Regions from separate parts of the Mus musculus genome. Here region 1 is linked to region 2. A link is a contact called in ENCODE Hi-C or POLR2A ChIA-PET data. All regions are on one chromosome and are shown on one strand. Each heading gives the region's core, a stretch centred on a gene start or an enhancer-like site at or near the end of the contact. The rest is flanking DNA. Distances are from core to core; before and after follow the strand shown. Region 1 holds the start of Ppp1ca (protein phosphatase 1 catalytic subunit alpha). Region 2 holds the start of Ndufv1 (NADH:ubiquinone oxidoreductase core subunit V1).

Evidence for each region. Hi-C counts contacts between places; a loop is a spot of excess contacts on that map. ChIA-PET counts read pairs that join two places held with the same protein, here RNA polymerase II (POLR2A).
Region 1: POLR2A ChIA-PET joins it to region 2 with 13 read pairs in embryonic stem cell. The contact joins the promoter of Ppp1ca here to the promoter of Ndufv1 in region 2. A Hi-C loop is called at or near these places in 1 of 37 maps with a recorded cell type or tissue (v-Abl transformed pro-B cells). POLR2A ChIA-PET finds 5 or more read pairs at or near these places in 3 of 5 experiments (Patski and embryonic stem cell).

The regions. Positions count from the first base shown.
Region 1 is chr19:4,188,041-4,194,911 of GRCm38, reverse strand. Ppp1ca (protein phosphatase 1 catalytic subunit alpha) reads right to left here and starts at 2,738. Exons shown (of 7, transcript NM_031868.2): 1 at 2,641-2,738; 2 at 2,036-2,167; 3 at 1,660-1,890; 4 at 1,041-1,145; 5 at 222-445; 6 at 6-140. The coding sequence starts at 2,695. It overlaps Tbc1d10c (TBC1 domain family, member 10c), which reads left to right and starts at 3,865. Exons shown (of 10, transcript NM_178650.3): 1 at 3,865-3,893; 2 at 4,077-4,248; 3 at 4,949-5,048; 4 at 5,399-5,506; 5 at 5,593-5,699; 6 at 5,854-5,968; 7 at 6,601-6,666; 8 at 6,781-6,871. The coding sequence starts at 4,103.
Region 2 is chr19:4,008,126-4,015,050 of GRCm38, reverse strand. Ndufv1 (NADH:ubiquinone oxidoreductase core subunit V1) reads left to right here and starts at 2,296. Exons shown (of 10, transcript NM_133666.3): 1 at 2,296-2,500; 2 at 3,623-3,705; 3 at 3,779-3,949; 4 at 5,042-5,225; 5 at 5,518-5,707; 6 at 6,245-6,457; 7 at 6,542-6,708; 8 at 6,922-6,925. The coding sequence starts at 2,429.

The DNA of each region.
Region 1 (6,871 bases), core at 1,489-3,988, 180 kb before region 2:
CCCACCTGGAAGGAACACATGAGGGTCTCATCCACACTCATCATGGCACCAGCATTGTCAAACTCTCCACAGTAGTTGGGAGCTGAGAAGAGTGTCACCAACTGTCTCTTGGCAAAGAACTCATAGCCATCTTCTACAACCTGGGCCAGGGCAGGAACGGTTTAGTCTGTAAGTTAGGCACCCCACCCCCACCCCCAGCCCGCCCCAGGCCACCAGCCCACCTGATGTGCTCTGCAGATGAGGTCCAAATCATGCTTGTGCAGGAACTTGGCTACCACCTCAGCCCCAAAGGTAAAGGAGACACCACGGTCATTCTCGCCCCAGCCTTGAACATCCTTGTCAGGGTCAGACCACAGGAGATCACACAGTAGGCCCTGGTCAGGCACGTCTGTGGGCCGCATAATACGCCTAATCTGCTCCATGGATTGCAAGTCTGGAGACAGGCCTGGGGGTGGTGGAGTGGGAATAGTGTTCCTTAAACCAAGTGCTGTCCTGTGCCCAGCTCTGGGGTGGGACAGCTCCACTGTTCCCACCGCTAATCTGGGCTCCTTAAGTTCAGGGAGACAGAATCCATTACTTCCCCACTGGCCCCATTTCTCTGTGGCCTTGGCTGTCCTGGAACTCACTTTATATGACACCACCACTTAGAAGTACAGATAGCAGACCTCGGGGGTGGGGGGGCAGAAGGAGATTAATGAGTTGACTACAGGATGCCTCATGCCACAACAGGAAAGAGTGCAACCAAACTGGTGGGTGGAGCATGCCTTTAATCCCATCACTTGGGAGTCAGAGATAGGCAGGAGCTCTAGTGAGTTCAAGGCCAACCAGGTCTACAAAGTGAGTTCCAGGACTGTCAGGGTTTTACCCAGAAAGCCAGTCTCAAAAACAAACGGGGGTGTGGTAATCTCCCCTAATAAGCGATATCCAAGATGAGATTCAAGGAGCGCTATTCCAGGGAACTGAGAAGAGTTCTGTTAACTTTACAAGGCCCCTAAGGATGTGGCCCAAGAACCCAAGCACAGACCCACAACCACTCTCACCCCCGTGGCAGCAGAAGATCTTCTCATCCACAATGGCTGCAATGGGCAGGCAGTTGAAGCAGTCAGTGAACGTCTTCCACAGTTTGATGTTGTATCTTCTCTTGCCTGCGCAAAAGGAAGCGGCTCATAGGGAAGACTACACCCCCAACCCCCAACCCCAGTCTAGGTTTCTGTGCACCCATCCAGGGACAAAGCTGAGAAAAAAAGACCGAAAAGCAAAGAAAGCTTACATTCTTCTCTTTGCTCTACCCTCATCTACCTTCCAGAATTCCAACACCTGAACTCGTCTGGCCCAACCATGATGGTGGTACCCACTCTGGTCCCATGGATGAGGCCAAACCAGGAGTGGGTCTGTTTTATTCATACAGGCATCCTAAATGTTTACTAAGGAATGTACTAGAAGGGGGTGTCATCAGGCAGGGCTGTGGCTTTAGCAAATGGGCAGCCCTGCATGTACATCCATTCACCAGGCCCCTCCTGAGCGCCAAGGACGACAGACGTGTTGCTGGGGCCCTACAGGGCTCATCATTGGGGGTCTTTTGGCACTAGACCAATGTAGGGGGCCCATGAAGAGCAGGGAATGTAGTTCTGGGCAGACAGCAACATTCAAAGCACTTACATTCATCATAGAAGCCATAAATGCGGTTGATGCTGGCACACTCATGGTTCCCACGAAGTAGAAAGAAATTCTCCGGGTATCTGATCTTATAGGCCAGCAACAGGCAGATGGTCTCCAAAGACTGCTTGCCCCGATCTACATAATCCCCCAAGAAGAGGTAGTTGCTCTCTGGAGGGAAGCCACCATACTCAAACAGCCGTAGAAGGTCATAGTACTGGCCATGGATGTCACCTGGGAACCAGAGAAAACTAGGTAGGTGCAAGATGTAAACTTGACCCCAGGGCCAGCAATAGGTTAAAGGGTGGAGGAACACGGTTAATGGGGCACGAGTAGGGGCTATTTTCAGGAAGCAAAAGGGTTCTGTGCAAGGATTTACCACAGATCTTGAGGGGCGCCTCAAGCTCCAGAAGAATGGGCTGGCTCAGGAAAATCTCCCGGGATTTGAGGCACAGACCACGGATCTCGTTCTCTGTCAGCTGCACGTTCTTCCCAGGCCGTGAGCCCTGCACTGAGTACGGAATAGGGTCTTGGGACCCTGACCTCGCAGACCGGACGAGGGTAGGTGTCGCGCCCCCCTAACAGGGGCAACTGTTGCAAGTGAGCCCCCACCCCCTCACCCCGAAACCTTTGCGTCAGGCCTTCAAAGGCAAGATCCGACCCCTTAGCCACCCGGAGGGCCTCCAGAGAAACGCCTGTGCTCAGCAGCCTGTCAGCCGAAGCTTCCTCGCTTCGGGATCCCTTCCCAGCTAGCTTCGCAGGAGCCTCACCCTGAGTCCCGGGCACTCGTGCACCCCCGGCCTCTGAGCGCGCTCCAAAGCCCAGGCGCCCGCGGGGGGGGGGGGTGCCGTGGCCATGGATCCTCACGGCCTGTCCCCGCCCAAGCGACGCTAGCCCCCGGGAGCGGCGGGCCGCCCGCGCGCCACTTCCAGACGGCGAGGGGCCCGGGCTCGGCGCGAGCGCACCTTCCCTACCCCTGCCCACCTTCCAGCAGGCGCCCGATGATGGAGTCCAGGTTGAGCTTCTCGCTGTCGGACATGGCGGCGCCGCCGCTCCGGCCCACCAGCTCCGGGCCCTCTCCTGCCTCCCGCCCTCTTACAGCCTCCTTCCGGCCTGGCTCTCCTTCCGCCCTCCCCAGCCCGCCCCCGGCCCGCCGCCCCTCCTCTTCGGTCGACCGCCCCGCCCCGCCCTGCCGCGTCCGTAGTTCCCCGCTCTCTAGCGCCTCCCCTGGACGGGAAGCTCCGCAGCCCGAGAGGGCCTCGGGCGAGCGGGCGGGGCTGGCAGGGGTGGTGAGCCGGGGTTCGGTAGGGCGGGGTTAGGTCGGCTCCACCCTGGAGGAATCGCCCTGCCGCGTTCAGATGAGTTAGGGCCGGAAGTACTGTAGGAATTGTTTTTCTCTTTCCAAGTCTCTCCCACCCCAGCCCTGCGTGGGACTGTGGTATGAGCATGTTAATCGCTGACTTCTCAAACACTAAATAAATTCCTCGAAGTGCAGAAAAAGAAACTAAGGCTTAATGATACTGAGAGTGGGCTCCAGACCTCCGGAGCCTCACATTCACCTCCATCTTTATGGCCAGACCCATGAACACCTGCTACTGAACTCTAAGCAGTGTTTTGGTCCAGGTTGCCTTGGTGCCTGCTACGTCCATTTTTTTTCCATAAGTGATGTAATACGTTGTATCTCGTTCATGTTGTAAGTCCTTTGTAGAGTACTTGGACTTGTCTAGCATGTGCAAGGCCTGAGGTTCCAGCTCCGGCTCTGGAAGGAACATTAAAGTAGGCTTGGTGTCGTAAACCTATAATTCCAGTGCCTGAAATTCCTGCACTCAGGAGTCTGGACACAGGAGGATCAGAAGTTCAGGGTCATCTCCTGTCTGGGCTACATAAGACCCTGTTCTCACACTACCCCTTCACTCTCAAAACAAAACAAAACAAAAAACCCGGGGCAGGGGGTTGGAGGGGTGGGATGACATTAAAGGATAATTATTATTGGAACCATAAATTGGTTTTACTTGGTAAAACTGAAGGTGGCCTGTCATCTTCAATTTGGGCCAGCCAGGGAATCAATACACCCAGCATCCTCTGGATGGGAGGAGGTCGTGGCTCTGGCACTAGGGCAAGCAGGAAGAACCTCACAGAGGAAGGGGGGAGTCCCCCCACCAGGGAGGGGCCCCCAGCAAGCTGCTGAGCTGAGACTGAGGAGGAAGTGAGAAGAAGAGGTGAGGTGCAGCAAGGAGGTGAGCCGGGCTGCTGGGGTAGGGGCCAGGCTTGGGGCTGGGGCTCTGCACAGAGACTTGGTCTCAGGGTCTACCCGACTCCCCAGCAAAAGAGGGGGCTTAGTCCCCTGTGACTGAGGACTGGTGGCTGGAATCCCCAGCCTGAGTCTGGCTGTTCACACTGGCTCTCTGTATGTCTTGCAGCCTGTGACACTGGGGTCCAGGGCAGAATGGCCCAGGCCCTGGGAGAGGACTTGTTATCAGAACTACAGGATGATTCTAGCTCCCTAGGGTCTGACTCAGAGCTGAGTGGGCCCAGTCCATATCGCCAGGCTGACCGTTATGGCTTCATTGGGGGCAACTCAGGTGAACTGAGGTGAGTGAGGCATGGGTAGGGGAGAGAGTAGGGTCCAGAGACTGAGGACACTAGCCCAAAACTCAGCTGCTGGTGTCACTGCTCGGTTCCGCGTGGTGGGGTGGGGGTGGGGGTGGGGTGTGCTTTATCTCTTTATCCTCTGACGATCTGTACCTTCCCCTAAAGCTGAACATCCTTTCCCTTTTAACCTCTGGTCCAAGAACCCCAGATGGAAATTTGGATGTCTTCTCTTCTCCAGGTTTCCCTTACACAGTTAATCACAGACAGAAACTTGACACATCGCACAGCAGATCAGAAAAAGAAGCAGATTCAGACTCAGGACTTCAGGCTTCCAGTCCAGGGCACTATCCACCCAGCTTCCCCTATGAGTTAGCTCTGTCTCTGTTTTAGGGGACAGCCAAATAGACCTACCCTAAATACCTCCTCATCCCATTAGTCTTTCCAGCTTCTATCCCTTTATTCCTGTTTGTTTGTTTGTTTGTTTGTTTGTTTGTTTCAAGACAGGGTTTCTCTGTATAGCCCTGGCTGTCCTGGAACTCACTCTGTAGACCAGGCTGGCCTCGAACTCAGAAATCTGCCTGCCTCTGCCTCCCGAGTGCTGGGATTAAAGTGCTCCACCACGCCTGGCCAGTTTCTATCCCTATTGAAACCCAAATCCCCTTCCTTTACCTTTGATACTGTGTCTGTTGTGTGCCTCCAGGCTTTGTCAACCCTCTGCAGACCTCATCCGCCAGCGAGAGATGAAATGGGTGGAAATGACCTTACACTGGGAGAAGACCATGTCCCGACGATACAAGAAGGTAAGGAAAAAGAGGTGTACATACACTGGTTCCCAAAGTTCTCAATCCCCCTGCTTCTGCTTCCCAAGTGGACTCTTGACCAAAGAAAAGCTGTGCTTAGAGCTGGGCAATGGTGGCGCACACCTTTAATCCTAACACTTGGGAGGCAGAGGCAGGCGGATTTCTGAGTTAAAGGCCAGCCTGGTCTACAGAGTGAGTTCCAGGACAGCCAGGGCTATAAAGAGAAACCCTGTATCCAAAAACCAAAAAAAGAAAGGAAGGAAGGAAAAGACCGAAAGAAAGAAGCAAGCAAGCTGTGCCTGAGAGCAAGAGAGCAGAAGAAACCCTAATGCATCTGACCTCACCCACAGGTAAAGATCCAGTGCCGCAAGGGCATCCCCTCAGCCCTGCGTGCCCGGTGTTGGCCCCTCCTGTGTGGGGCCCGGATGTGTCAGAAGAACAACCCTGGCACCTACCAGGTAAGAAAGTTGGCAGGATCTTTACTACCCCTTCTCAGAGCTCCCTGCCACCTGACCCTCCATATCTCCCTTCCTCCCACCAACAGGAGCTGGCAGCAGCCCCCGGGGACCCGCAGTGGATGGAGACCATTGGCAGAGACTTGCACCGTCAGTTTCCTCTGCATGAGATGTTTGTGTCACCCCAGGGACACGGGTACGAGGCCAGGGATACCCACGCTCCTCATGCTAGATTCTTTAGTTCTACTTTTACATCCTTGGACGAGGGAGACTCTGGCCTGGGCAGAGGCCACAGAGGGCAGGCAGGGGGATGCCTGGGAGGCTAGCCTTAATGAGCTCTTTTGGCACAGGCAGCAGGGGCTGCTGCAGGTTCTCAAGGCCTACACCCTGTACCGGCCAGAGCAGGGATACTGCCAGGCTCAGGGACCTGTAGCTGCTGTGCTGCTCATGCATCTACCCCCAGAGGTGAGTGACCTTGACCCTGCTCTGAGACCCTCAACCCCTAGTGATCTGAGACACCCCCCCCCAACCCCAGGTACTGGACCTCAGAAATATGTGTTCCTTTACTTCAGGCACTGTTCTTTGTCCAAAGCCTCATGTCCACCAATCTCAGTAACCATTAAGTCTGTTATTCTTTTTTTTTTTTTTTAAATCTGTTATGCTTGATCTTGACTTTTACCGCAGTGATCTAGGAGTCTGGAACATTTTCCCTTTAACATTTTGCATGTTGACCCTGAACTCTGTACTAAGGCCAGGCTTGCCAGGAGCACCCCTCGCATTGGCTTTCCCTATCTTCTCATTTGTGGCACTGGGGATCTGGAGCGTTACGGCCTTGGCCCTGGGTGGGCGTGGGGGGAACCTAAATGACCTTAGGATTCTGGGTTATAAACTCTGAAAGCCTCCCAACTTTTGCCTTGTGGCCCTCAAATAAAGAACCCCAGGCCCTGGGATTTCCAACTTCTCACCTCCAGGATAGGGCAGGCTCTGAGCAGGGTGGAAGTGGCATGAATGCAGGCCCCTGTGCCTGTCCCCATCCCTCCTCCCACTCTGTGGACAATTCCTTAATGAGTACTCACAGGCCTGTGCCCTGCCCTCAGGAGGCCTTCTGGTGCTTGGTGCAGATCTGCGAGGTCTACCTCCCTGGCTACTATGGGCCCCACATGGTGAGAGGCTGGGTCGGGAGGTGGAAGATGGACAGTGGGGGATCTGAAGCTTGGGGTCTGGGAGTGGAGGTCTGCAGCATGGGCTAGCCAGACTGATAAGGAGCCTGGCTGTAGGAGGCCGTACAGCTGGATGCTGAAGTGTTCATGGCCCTTCTGAGGCGGCAGCTCCCACGAGTGTACAAGCACCTGCAGCAGGTAGGCGTCG
Region 2 (6,925 bases), core at 1,047-3,546:
CTGTTACCCCTCCTCCTGCCCCCCCAAATGATCCACAGACTTAGGTCTAAGCCCTGGATTAGCTATGTAATCTCTAGCTCTGCCCAGGCATCTCTTCTCTACCAAGTAGAGGGGGGCTGGGACTGCCCTGCCAGGCTGTGACACTTCAGGCAGGATGTGGATGCTCTTGGTGCCCCTTCTGGGAGCACTGATGGACCCAGTGACTGTCACAGGCTTGTCAGTAGTGCTGTGGGTCCTGCTGAGTGCCAAGCACTATGGGAAGGAAACTATGGTTTTGGGTACAGTTCTCCCAGTCAGGGAGGAAATCCTACAGACGCTCATTTTCACCCCCACGGAGTTAAGGCCATCTAGGGCTACTGTCCCAGTTTGCTGTCTATTTCAGTGATAAATACCATGACCAAAACAAGCAAACACCTTGGGGAGGAAAGGCATACATTTCCATGTCACAGTCCCTCATTGAGGGAAGTAACGGCAAGAACTCAAGGTTCCTGTGGGCAGAAATGAACCCAAGGCCATGGAGGAACACTACTTACTGGTTTGCTTGCCCATGGCTTGTTCAGGTTTTTTTTTTTTTTTTTAATACAATACAGGACCATCTGCTCAGGAATGACTTAACCCACAGTGGGCTTGGCCTTCCCACATCAATCCTTAATCAAAAAAAAAAATGCTCCCACAGACTTGCCTACCAGCAACTTAATGAAAATAATCCCTTAGTCAAAGGTCCCCCTTTTCAAATGACTAATTTATGGCAAGTTAAAAAACAAACCAACAAAAAACCCTTCTGACCAGCACACACTGTGGGCAGTATTGAGCAAACAGGTATTCATCTGTCTCTTACATACTACACTTCTAAGTCAGACATTGTAGTGACAATTTTGGAGTTTTGGTTTCTTTGAAAAAAAAACCACAGAAATATTATCAGAATGTGTTTTTGTTTTGATCCTAAGTGTGAGGATATAGAGCTGCTTCAGACTGTCCACAGCAGCTGACTATGATTTGCCTTGTGTTCTAGCAAGGACATGATTTTTCCAGCTGTAGATAGTTTCTGTGATGATGTGACATTTGGAATTCTGTGGAGTTTTTAGAGGGTATATAAATGCTAGGACACCAAGAGGTTATTAAGTAGTTGTGCACAAAGAAGAAACAAGAAGAAGAAGAGGAGAAGAAAGAAGAAAAGGAAATAATTAGATATCCTGACAGTAAAGATCAGGCTTGCCCCAAGGAACTGACGCCCATAATAAGCATGAAGTAGTCTAATGATGCTGCTGCCCTCCTTCTGACCCCTGATACCCTGGACTCAAATACTATGTAAACACAAAGAATGCTTTATTCTGCAGAAGTCCAGCATGCTGAGGTCTCCCATTACCAAGATAGACATCCAAGTGAGCTTGTAGGCTCAATTTAAAGCATATTAGGGGAATAGTAAGACTCTGTCTGACAAAGCAGAAGGAAGGAAGGAAAGAAAGAAGGAAGGAAGGAAGGAAGGAAGGAAGGAAGGAAGGAAGGAAGGAAGAAAACTCTTAAACTCTTATATCTGGGGCTGGTTTTTGAATCTAGCATTAGGAAGTCAAAGGCTCACAGCAAGTTGAAAGCCAGCCTACGCCATATAGTGATTTCCAGGCCTGCCAGAGCTAAATGAAACTTATCTTAAAAGAAAAACAAGCAAAACGTTTTTGTTCTAGAGCTGGGTTCTGAAGACAGGAGTCCGGCTGCAGTGTGTAACTAGAGCCCCAAGGGGTCCCTGATAAGGGGAGGGAGTAGCCTTTTAGCATCGGCGGGAGCCTGTGACACTCACTGACCATCCCTGGTCTCTGCATTGCTCTAAAAGGTTTACAGACACACAGCCCTGAGAAGTCCTATGCAAAGGTTCTGGGGCAGCTTTGTGGGAGGTGAGGGACCTCACCGGTTCTTTTGTTAATGAGTACTTCTCCAAGGCACACGGATGCTCAGGGGGAGCGCTTAGTTCAGCAGGGCTCGGCTAGTTCAGCGTAATTACACCAGATCAGGACGATTCCGCTGTAGTCCAACTAATTTTCTCACCAGCTTCCATTCGTGCATATATAGCTGGTGTCAACTAGACGCAAAGTCTGTAGGAAGTGGAATACTTGGGATCCAGCAGAGGGCGACACGTGAGCCTGGTTTACTAGGAAAAGGAAGAGTCTCCGAGAAAGGAGAGTCTGGGCAAGCTGGACTACATCTCCCAGAAGGCCTAGCACGAGAGTAAATTTCCGGTCTCTGTGCCCGCGCACCTTTAGTGGGCGAGGCCGAGGACAGAGCTCAAAGGAACGGAGGTCCCTGGACACGCCACTGGCTGCGGATGTGTGACGCACTTCCTGTGCGCTCCCCACCCCGTGTGTTTCTGTCGCGCCGGTCCCGCGGTTCGGAGTTGTGAAGGTGACAGCCGGAGGTGACCCGTCTGGCTCCCGCGATGCTAGCGGCACGGCATTTTCTCGGCGGGTTGGTTCCCGTGCGGGTATCTGTGCGTTTCAGCAGCGGCACGGTGAGCCCGCCCTGATTCAGGCCCACGCCTATGGCGGAGGAGTGGCGAGCGGCGAGCGGGATTGTGGTCCCCTCTGCAGAGTCCTCTCCTCTCCGAGCTACCACCCGGTCTGGATAAAAACTAACGGTCCCAACTCCAGGCTGACGATGTCCAGTCCAGCTACTCTTGTTTTAACAACCCCGTCTTGGGGTGAGGGTTTGCAGGTGTTGAGGCGTCTTAGATAATCTGTTATTTCTTCCTCGCAGCCCTACCGGGTATCAGGGTCTTCGCCCCATTTCAAAGTTCAGAAAACAGTTTTGAAAAAGATGTGTATCTCCTCAACCCCCCGACAGTATTTTGCTTCCAGTAGTGACCGGAAAACGCTTTTGTGAATTTTTTTTTTTTTATGAGATAGGGGCTCATTATATAGTTCTAGGCTGTATTCAAATTAGTGTTGGTCCTCTTGTCTCAGCCTCTCTGGGTGCTCCTGAGACCACAGGCATCCACCACTACACCTGAGGAGAAGTACTTTTAAGGAGGTAGGAGTGGATGTCAGGTCACTTTCTACCAAGTCGTGAACCATTCCAGTCCACACCTCTCCTTTATCTCAGACCCCAAATCCATTTTGTTCCCCAGCCCCAATGAGGCACTTCTCTTCCATCAGTGACCACGTACTACCTCTTCAGCAGAGTTAGGGAGATCAAGCCCCTCCTAGCCAGGTTTTGCTCTAGTGGAAGAGTCAGACAAATCTATGCTGGTCTTGGGGAAGCAATGCTGGTGCTGTCGCTGAAGTGTGACATGGCTCCGTGGGGACCATCTGCTTTTAGCTTTGTGGCCTTCCCTAAGTTCCTTTTGTTTAGAGCCCCCCCCCCCTCCTTTGGAAAATGGAGGAAATATCCTATCCCAGGAATGTTACAAGGATGAATTGGGATGAAACGTTGAGAGTGTTTAGCTCTGTAACTTCTAAACAGGAAGGACTGATATAAATGGTGGTCGGGAGCTACAATGTTTCAAAGACTTTGAAGCCTCTACCCCTGCTGTGGCCCAGCTCCTCATATGTAGGAAGGCCCAAGAAGCTGAAAATTCTGCCCCAATCCCTCATGGTCCCTGAGCTCTGGACCTCCTGACCTTCTATCTCCCCAGACAGCACCCAAGAAAACCTCATTTGGCTCACTGAAGGATGAAGACCGGATCTTTACCAACCTGTATGGGCGCCATGACTGGAGGTGAGACAGTGCCCATGGCCTGCTGGGTCCCAGAGCAGGACTTCTCCTTCACATCATTTCCTACTCTGTCCAGGCTGAAAGGTGCCCTGAGACGGGGTGACTGGTACAAGACAAAGGAGATCCTGCTGAAGGGGCCTGACTGGATCTTGGGTGAGATGAAGACATCAGGTTTACGGGGCCGTGGTGGTGCTGGCTTCCCCACTGGCCTCAAGTGGAGCTTCATGAATAAGCCCTCAGATGGCAGGTTTGTTGGGGAAATATCCTAAGCTCTGGTTGCAGGATACAGGAGGGGCTGCTGGATCACTGGGTTTTGGGGCTGATGCTGGGAAACTTAGCAGGCTGTAAGAGAGGATATATCTATCCTTAACTTAAGAGCTATCTCTTTCCTCAGCAGAGACTTAAGATGTTACAATCCATACAAGATTTTCATTTAGGCAGACCTTATTATTCAAATTCCACCTTTGCCTTTTAATACTTAGCAAGCTTTGGAGAATCTGGTCCTTTTGAATTCCTCTTTTTTTCTTCTTCTTCTTTTTCTTTTTTCTTTTGTATGTGTATGGGTGTGTGTCTGAGTATGATATGCAGAAGTTAAAAAGATAATGTTGGTTCAGTTTTTGACCTGCAACTTCAGTAGACACCTAGACACCTAGAATGCAAATTATAAAGTTAACCACTCGGTTGGCATAATGGCTCAGCAGGTAAGGGAGCCTGGCTTCAAGCCTGGTGACCAGAGGTCACTTCTAGAACCCACATGAAAGAGAGAGAGAGAGAGCTGACTCCCACAAGTTGATCCCTGAACTTCACATGTGTTATGGCACATGCTGCCACCACCAGTAAATAAATGTAATAAACAGAAATATTGTTTTCAAGATAGGACTTCTCTGTGTAGCTCTGGCTGTCCTGGAACTCACTCTGTAGACCAGGATGGCCTTGAACTCAGAGATCCACCCATCTCTGCCTCCTGGGTGCTGGGGTGAAAGGTGTGTACCACCACTACCTGCTCATTTTTTAAAAAGTCAACCACTCTACCTCCTGTTAGCCTCAAGGCTGTGGTAGAGGTTGCAGACCTCTTACGACCAAGAACTGAATTGACTCTCAAGGGAAGCCCAGGGAGAGATGTTGGATTTGTTCTCTCAGGAGAACATGGCTTATCTTGTGGACATACGTGGTCACGGATGAAATAGGCAGAGTCCTGTCATCGGTGTGACACAAAGAGAGCCTTGGGTAGGGCACAGAAGATCAACTGCCTTGAGGCTTCTCTGAGTGTAGACGGAATGAAGTTTGAGAACTGGGTCCTGGTGGGTCTGTAGCCTGACTGATGTGCAGGACCCCACAGGCCCAAGTATCTGGTGGTGAATGCTGACGAGGGAGAGCCAGGCACCTGTAAGGACCGAGAGATCATGCGTCATGACCCTCACAAGCTGGTGGAAGGCTGCCTTGTGGGAGGCCGGGCCATGGGAGCCCGGGCCGCCTATATCTACATCCGAGGGGAATTCTACAACGAGGCCTCCAATTTGCAGGTGAGAACATGAGCGCTGGCTGATGGTGCAGGCACACCTCACCTCACATGCTGTCGTCTTTCCTGGCACAACCATTCTTAGATGGTAGTACCAGTTTGGGGCCAGCAATTGGGTTGGTGGGAGGTGGGGGTGGCATTCCTGCATCCATCAACAACATGACCTGGGCCCAGAGTTCTTCCTTTTTGTGCTCCAAAGTTCAACTTAGGAAGTCTTCAAGGGTTCCATGGGCCCTGGATTGGAGGCTGACTCTTGGGGTACAGTAGGGCTGGGGAACTTAGACCTTGTCCCACAGGTAGCTATCCGAGAGGCCTATGAAGCAGGTCTGATTGGCAAGAATGCTTGTGGCTCCGACTATGATTTTGATGTGTTTGTGGTGCGTGGGGCTGGGGCCTACATCTGTGGAGAAGAGACGGCACTTATTGAATCCATTGAAGGCAAGCAGGGAAAGCCACGCCTGAAGCCGCCCTTTCCAGCAGATGTGGGTAAGACTCTGCCCAGCCCTGCCTCTTCCCTAAGGCTCAGCTCTGTGGGATCCTGGATCTGACCAGGTGCCTTCTGGGTGGTTCTTGCAGTATTTTTCTGTGCCCTTTGGAGAGGAGGACAGGTTGATGAGGAAGGTGTTAATAGTATAGCCTCTGCCAGTGCCACCCACAGCCTTCAGTTAACATCAGATACCCATGTCCCCTCTGGGCTGTGTACTTTCTTCCTGTCCCAGGAGCTAGAGGTGTGATGGTGAATAGGAGATGCTGCCCTGGAGTTGGGTACAGTGTGGGCCAGGAGCGATGAGGAGACAAGAGCAGGACATCCCACTAACAAGAGTCATGTTCCCAGTGGGCAGGTGGTGCATGCCTTTAATCCCAGCACTCGAAAAGCAGAGGTGGGTGAATCTCGAGTTCAAGGCCATCCTAGTCAACAGAGTGAGTTCTAGGATAGTCAGGTTATGCAGAGAAACCCAGTGTCCAAAAACAAAGCAAGTTTCCTTTCCTGGAAATCCACCAGTCTCTTGTTTTTCCTTGAAGGAGTGTTTGGATGCCCCACAACTGTGGCCAATGTGGAGACAGTGGCTGTGTCCCCCACCATTTGCCGTCGTGGGGGCACCTGGTTTGCTGGCTTTGGCCGAGAACGCAATTCAGGTACCAAATTGTTTAACATCTCTGGCCATGTCAACCACCCCTGCACTGTGGAGGAAGAGATGTCTGTGCCACTGAAAGAGCTGATTGAGAAACATGCTGGTAAGCCTGGAGCCAACTCAGGGGCTGTGCTTGGGAGAGGGCACGGTGGGAGAGCCATGACAATCCTTTTGCAAATTGTCACAGGTGGTGTCACAGGTGGCTGGGACAACCTCCTTGCTGTGATTCCTGGTGGCTCATCTACTCCACTGATTCCCAAATCTGTGTGTGAGACCGTGCTAATGGACTTCGATGCACTGGTGCAGGCTCAGACAGGCCTGGGCACGGCTGCAGTTATTGTTATGGATCGCTCGGTAATGGACCTCATGCCCCATAAACCTCCTCCCAGCCTGGGTGTGTTCCCTCCCTGAGCCTCTCTGAAAATTCTCCTGCCTGGCTCTTGGCTCCCAATTCCTACAGACTAAAACCCTGTACAGTGGGAGAGCATGGGCCAGAGCACTGGACCCAAGTCAGGGTTGTTGTGGGAGGGAGGCTAAGATGTCTGTGCACTGTTCCTTGTCTCCTAGACAG